Linked DNA regions of Homo sapiens: region 2 is linked to region 1. Evidence: chromatin contacts called from ENCODE Hi-C data. All regions are on one chromosome and are shown on one strand. The core of a region is the stretch at or near the end of the contact, and the rest is flanking DNA. Distances in the headings are between cores, read along the strand shown.

Evidence for each region. Hi-C counts contacts between places; a loop is a spot of excess contacts on that map. Pooled maps may share reads with other maps.
Region 2: a loop to region 1 is called in a pooled map, with 4 times the contacts of the local background. The contact joins two enhancer-like sites. A Hi-C loop is called at or near these places in 2 of 168 maps with a recorded cell type or tissue (dorsolateral prefrontal cortex and sigmoid colon) and 7 of 50 pooled maps.

What each region holds. Positions count from the first base shown.
Region 1 is chr5:67,233,271-67,236,876 of GRCh38, forward strand. No RefSeq gene overlaps it. Among named protein-coding and RNA genes, the nearest start is that of TILRLS, 33 kb to the right of the region's middle. RefSeq lists an enhancer at 1-332. Within about 2 kb of position 1,549, at least 16 of the 41 ENCODE cell types and tissues checked have a DNase peak (open chromatin) inside an H3K27ac peak, as active enhancers do.
Region 2 is chr5:68,025,991-68,029,596 of GRCh38, forward strand. No RefSeq gene overlaps it. Among named protein-coding and RNA genes, the nearest start is that of LINC02219, 160 kb to the right of the region's middle. Within about 2 kb of position 1,827, at least 6 of the 41 ENCODE cell types and tissues checked have a DNase peak (open chromatin) inside an H3K27ac peak, as active enhancers do.

The sequences.
Region 1 (3,606 bases), core at 299-2,798:
TCACTGGCTTCCCTCCACCCACCGAGTTATCCTTAAAAACTCTGCTCCCCAAACGAACGCTCGGGGAGACTGATTTGAGTAATAATAAAACTCCAGTCTCCCGCAGAGCCTGCTCTGGTGAATTTTTCTTTCTCTATTGAAGTTCCCCTGTCTTGATGAATCGGCTCTGTCTAGGCAGGGGGCAAGGTGAACCCCTTGGGCGGTTTCAATATTAGTGACCAGATTCTACCTCTGTTACATTAATGTTTGGAGATTAGCACAAAAACTTGCTTTGAGCTTCCTAGTAGGAAGGAAAAAAAAAAAGAGAGAGAGATAGACCTATGTGCTTACACATTTAAACATATTTAAACATAAATTTATGGTGGTAAATTTGATGAGGAACTTTACACTGAATTAAAAAGTCAGACTATAGTTCAATGAAAAATATTTGAAGTCACTGTTACTCAGTTTCAAAATGTTTTAAAAGTAGATTGTTTAAATCATAATCAATCCTGAATAACACAGTTTACTAAACGTACAGAGCTCAAATTAATAAGAAACAGCCAAATTTCTACTCACTTTGTGCTGTGTAGACCCTGCTAGTCTCCTGTGCCTATTCAAGAATCTGTGGTGGAAATACAGGCATTAGAAAGAAAAGACGTGGGTTTTCCTCCTGGAACCGTCACCTACCACCAGATGGGCACGTGGCACGTTAATTGCTGCCAAATCTCCCTTGCTTCGAGCATCCTCTACCTCTATCTCCAACCCCTTGCAAGAGTACCTTCTCTGAGCATCTCAGATTGGAGTTTCCTTCTTCCATCAGTTTCTGTTTTTCCTCTTTCCAGGATTCCTTACAGTTTATGGTCCATGGGAAGATTCCTACTCTTGTCTCTGAATACATATATATGTATATGTATGCACGTACATGTGTGTGCATATATATATATTTGTAAGTATGCACATGTGTGTGTGTGTTTCTATCATTTCTAAGGACCTGGAACAGGAGAACACTGTGTGTGCTTAGTTCACCTTCTGTACCTTTCAGAGCCTACTTTCAAATAATTACGTAAAGGAGCTGTGCAACTAGAAAGCAAAAAAAGTCCTATAAAAAATAGATTGTTTAAAGCACTGAATGAAATCCCATGCCACCCCTGCTCCTTTAATGGACAAGTTCTAGATGCCAATCTGTAGATGATGTCACCTATTTGCAGAAAAACCTATTGATCACAAGGTCCCTAATATGTGTGTGTAATATAATAATTGTATATCACCATTTTGTCTATTGTTATATATATTTTTTGTCTTCACCTCTGGATTATAAACTCCTCATGGGTGGAGACCCCTTTTCTAGATCTCTCAGATCCTTTTGGGAAACATATCAGAAGCAGGCCCAGGAAATTCTCACTAAATACTGGTAGACGCTAGTCTAAAGTACTTTGAGGCCATGACAGGAGACATTTAGTAAACAGGGGGGAAAAAAGATGACTTAGACACCTGGTGGGAGAGACAAATCGTGCAAGAAGGAAACAGGCTCGGCAGCCTCGCCGTCTGCTTGCAGGACTTCTTATTTAGGCTTCAGCAACCTCAGAGGGAGAGATTACAGCGCTTCATGCTGTTCCCCTCCCCTGCCCGGTGGAAGGGACACTTGGTGGGGTCATTAGGCAGCTGTGATCTGCCATAACTCCAGGTCGGGTGGATGTTCAGGCAGATATTTGTTTTTTGAACAACCAGACAGGCTGTCTCCTGAGATCTGACCAAAACTGGAACTTGGAGGAGATTCAACTGGCTTTGGTTCAAACCAGAAAAACTGAAACAATGCTAATAGCCCGGGAAGGAATGGCGGGAAATGCTTACTCATCTTCAGCCCATAGTCTATAAACTCTTAGCATGAGGATTTGAGTAGCCTGGGGTCCCCTGTGGATACCGTCACTATGCAGAATTATGAATTCAAGTTCCCTTATGGGGAAGAATGATAGCTAAAAATTTATAATAATAACATTAAGTGATATTGTACCTATGTGGACATGTCATGGCCACAGGTAAAAATGACAGCAGCGCATTCACAATGTGGAAGGTTCTTAGGCTGTAGACAATCAGACCAAACTCCCTCAAGAAATCCTAAGAATGCCATGTATTGAGTGTTGACCATGACCGAAATGTCAGGCACATCTAACTGTCTGGACTCCAGTGGGTGACAAATAAAATGTCTCTTAAGATGGAAATAAAATGGAGGGGCGAATTGGCACGAATGTTGTTTATGTTTGTCAGTGCTTTGGAAGCAGGTGGCCTGTTCAAGCTAGTGGCAGCCTGCTGTGGCCCTGTGGACCTGGTGCCTAATCCTCGTGCATTATACAGTCTTCCATTTGTGTCAGAAGATTTCTAGCTTGCGTTAGTTTGTGCTGGCTTGAAGCACAGCACCAGGCAAATTCTATGGCTTCTATGTCTCTCTGTCTCTGTCTCTCTCTGTTTCTTTCTCTTTCTGTCTCTGTCTCTCACACACTCACACACATACACACACACACACGTATGAGGGAGAGCAAGGTGGAACAGAGAATGTGGTTTAAATTTCACAGCCTCAAATGAGAACTTCTTTGTTAGTGAAAAGCAAACAGAGCAACCTGCACACAGGGTCAACGTGCTCTGGAATGCAGAATTGTTTGTCCCCAGTCAAACAGCCGCCTGATGTTGAGTTTACATGATATTTCAGCAAACCGAAACAATGAGGACGTTTACCATTAACTCCAGGCCTTAGCCGTAAAGTCAGGATGTAGATCAGGGTCACTAACTCTGATCCTTAAGGATCTCAGCAAACGGCTCTACCCAGCTACTTAGACCAAGTCATCCAAGTTTATTAAACTCCTAGTCTTTTGCCACAGACTCCATGGATGCAAAGCTGGACAGACCCAAGCTTTTTCATAGGGCATGCCTTTAAGGACCCTGTTGAGGTCCAGCTGAAGACAGAAAAGCAAACAGTGGTGATGTGATTTTTGTTAAAGTGATATTCATTTTAAACGCAATGTCCAGTTTGACTATAGCAGAAGGAAGTTCAGAAAAGTTTCTAAGGGGAGGTAGCATTTGAGTTGAAACTTGAAGGAAGAGTAGAAGTTTGCCAGGATGGCACACTGGAGGTGATGGGGTAGGAGCGGAGGTGCATGCTGGACAGAAGGTGAAGTAAGTGAGAGGCGTGAGGAGAACAGTCATCCCAGAAACTGCTACACATAATTTAGTATTGTCAAGGTGGAGATGGGGATGGCAGGGGATGGAGGTTGGGAAGGTGGTAGCCGGATCAGGAAGGGTGTTCTGCATAGATCAGCCTGGGTTCTCCGCCTGTGGAAGGAGGGATGCCAGTGAAATATTTTGAGCAGAGGGAAAGACTTGGCCATCTTTGCTTCTTAGAAAGATCAGTGGCCTCAGGAGGACAGGTTGCAGGGTGGGTGGCTAGAGGAGGTGATGTGGTTCTATAGGGAAAGGGAGGGCAAGTTTGCAGCGCACACTGGCTGGGAGCCTCTGAGGCCCAGTTGAATGATCAGAAACTGACACAGGTAGCTATGGGGATTGTGAGGAGGAGAGTGGGACAGTGGGAGTGGGATGGTGGTCAGCCCTGGCTCTGAGCTGCTCCAGGGCCTT
Region 2 (3,606 bases), core at 577-3,076, 790 kb after region 1:
TACATATAATAATTAAAATATATATATATAATTACTATCTGAAAGCCACCTGCAATTTGTAACTGTTGCTCAAGAATGTGCTTTTGGAGGAAGTTGACGCTTTTGTCTGTGAAGAGCATTTCAAGGGGGATTTCATTATCCAAAGGAAAAGGCCAAATCCCATTTCACAACTAAGACATTTTGGAGAATGAGGAGCTAGACTTCTATGCACAATAATTAAGACATTAAGACAGGTCTGGGACATTAAGACAGGTTGAGGGAAACTTGGCCTAAGTCTAGTGAGTACAGAGTTGAGGGAGTGGGGACAGCCCCTGACCAGGGTAGCAGACTGGGGCTCAGGAGGAAGCAACCAATCACTGATCCTTTGTGAAGGAGCTTGGTTTGTGTTTCCAGGAGTAGGAATGTCTGATATATAGTCTGAATTTTCCATCTTGGCATTGTAATTGTCTTCTGTTATTCTCAAGCTATTTGTAAAGTTTTATCATACATTAAAAATTGGTAGGTAGTAACCATGCTTTCTGAGAAAAGGAGAAGAGTATTTGTTCATACCAAGAGTGCCTCAGGGTGGGGAGAAGCCAGAGGGCATTACAGAAATCAAAAAGTGTGAAGAGAAATGCCTGAAAGAGAAGTCTAATGTGAGAGATGACAAAAGCCAGATCAGAGGACTGAGGGTGCATTTTCTAGCAAGCACAAGATTACTAAGAAAGGGGAAACTCAGGAAGATGAGAACCTGTGGAATGGAGCATCGGGTTACATTTGTTGAGCATTTAAAAGAAACCCCAAAGGCAAGAGAATTTGGGAACTTTATGAGCACATATGTAACACTCTGGACACATAGTAGACACTCAATACATGTTCATTACCTTCCCTTCTTCCTTCTTCTTTATTTACATGATAAAATCATAAGAAAAAAATCAAAGATGTGAGAAAATATTCACCCGTCAAGGTAACGTGGAGCTACCAGAGTTAATTTGGATACAAGGCAATGTCAATTCACAATGTTTATAGAAATTTTCAAGGATTCTTGCTTCCTAACTTTCATTTTGCTGCCCCATGCAAATCCTTTTTTTCTTTTTGATACGTAAGAGTCAGTGTCCAAACATCCTTTTCTTTGTCCCTGTTCAGGCTTCAAGTGAATTCTCACTGGTCAATCACTTCAACATCTCAGCTCAGTTCCGGTTCCTGGTTGTAAATGTCCTCCCTCCACATAATTAAGCATTATATTTGATGACTTGCCTGGTCTTATCTCTAAGACCAATCTTGCTTTTTAAATACAGGATAGCCTGACCATATGACCTGTATCCAAAGAATACTTCAGTAAACACAACCATACAGCTAATGTGCCAATAACACTATTATCGGGGTGGTGGTTCCGATAGAGTGTAGTGAAAATTATATTTTCTTTCCCGGTGCTTCCCTTGGCTCTTTATCCTTCATTTAAATGTTTCTCAGTGAAGCAGCACAAAATTTGGTTTCTCTCCTTTCCAGTATTTCTTTTTCTGCTCCCTTTGGTTGTGAGTTACCATTTACAGGTAAGACTGGAGATGGAGTTTGGCTATAGTTGCATAATTTCATCTGTTTAGCCTCATCACGAAGCATGCTGGAAAGATCTTAAACGTGGTGCACATTTTGCAGGCTAGTAAATACCTTGTGGTACTTTAATTTACTTTATAGCTTTTTTCCAAGCCTGGTGCTTGTCTGCAAGGGAAGAGTCAGCTCTTCCTCTAAGTGACGGAAATAAGCCATTCTCAAGTAGAAGGAATGCATATTTAAATTTATGATAGCTGAACTTGGCTGCAACAGCCACATTCTTGTTCTGCTTGGAGCTTGGCAGGCCACCTAATACTTGTGCTTGGTCTGTAGACGAAGGAACTCTTTATTTTTCTTTGTTGGGATCTTACAAAGCTCAAAAATATATTTTCATTTGAGACTTTGATAGACCATACAAAGATGATGTGAACAGTCAAGTTTTGCCCAGCCTGACAAACCAGTGAAAAGAATGTATTTACAGTTTGTTTATGTTTCACTGCCATAAGACCGTCAAACATTTTCTTTATACAGAGGCTGATTTACAGTCAAACTCTAACAGCAAATTATTTTATTCTAGACTATCTGTTCAATTGGTTCAGTATAGAAGTCTGGTTTTAACAGAAATAATGTTTTTAAAAGCATATAGGCCCACAGTATAAGTGGTCTAGTTTAAAATCCAGAGATATTGCATTTATTTGGCTCAAGTCCACATCCTAAATCCTGGGGCAGAGTAGTGAATTAAACCAATCTTTCCTTCCATCTACCTCCACATATTCAAACACACTCACAAGAATGTTATCACAACATATCAGGAGGAAATTTTATTATAAGAAACACATGAGTCATCAGTATTCTGCAACCTGTCAAGATAGACTGTTTTTTAGACTTTAACTCATTTAATAAGTAGTCATTTAAACATCTATTATGTACCAGATTCTGGAGATACATGTAGTAGCAAGCCAAAAGACAAATTTTGTATAATCCTGGAGCATTCTACAGGGAGGGCAGGGAGTGGGTGTGAAGCAGGAAGGCAATAATCAGATGACTATGTAATATAAAGTTAGCTAGCGGTTACAGCTTGGAAGAAAAGTTAGTTTCCACAAGAATCAAATGGGCACTTGTTTAAAATGCAGATACGTGAGTCCACCCACACTGAACTGGAGTATTCATTCTAACACCTCACACTGTAACCTGGAAAGTGTCTCCAATGCTACTTCCAGTTTGGTGGAAGTCTGGTTCATCTAGACAGCCCTGGCAAGGGAAAGTAAAGCACCGTCCATTGCAGCCTGCCCTCCACATGGTCATCTATGCTTAGTGGGTAATGATTAGTCCGAACTGATGATCAACCAGTAGACTTTCTACCAGCCCCAGGCAGCTGCAGCTCTGTCTGAGACAGCAAATGCCTCTGGAAGTTAACTATGCCCTGTGCCCACTCATAAGGTTGCTATAGGCAGGGGTCACTTTAAAGAGAAGAAAGCAGAAGATGTTAGAGAGAAGCATTTATTATAGGAGGTGGGGAGGTGGGAAAGGTCAGTTAGATTCTCCTCCTAATAACACATGACCCAGATGTCCCAGATATCAGATCTATCCCAATCAAATGACAAGGTTTCTTGAAAGGGAAAGTAAATAGCCTGATCCATTATGTGAGCCTCAAATGGTATATGAATGTGCGAGCAAGACAGAAAGAGAGAGAGAGTAAAAACTACAGAGCCTCTTTAAGAGGGAGCAGCTTGTATCCTTAGAAGGACCACTGAGGTCAACAACAGGAAGAGTGAGAAGCTTAAACTTTTTATTTTTTGAGACAGGGTCTTGCTTTGTTGCCCAGGCTCAAGTATAGTAGCACCATCATGGCTCACTGCAGACTTGACCTCCTAAGCTATCCTCCCACCTCAGCCCCCCAGGTAGCTGGGACTGCAGGCGTGCACTACCACGCCCAGCTAATTTTTGAATTTTTTATAGTGATTAGGTCTTGCTGTTGCCCAGGCTGGTCTCAAAATCCTGAGCTCAAGCAATCCTCCCACCTTGGCCTCCCAAAGTGCTAGGATTACAGGCATGAGCCACCACACTCACCAGTAC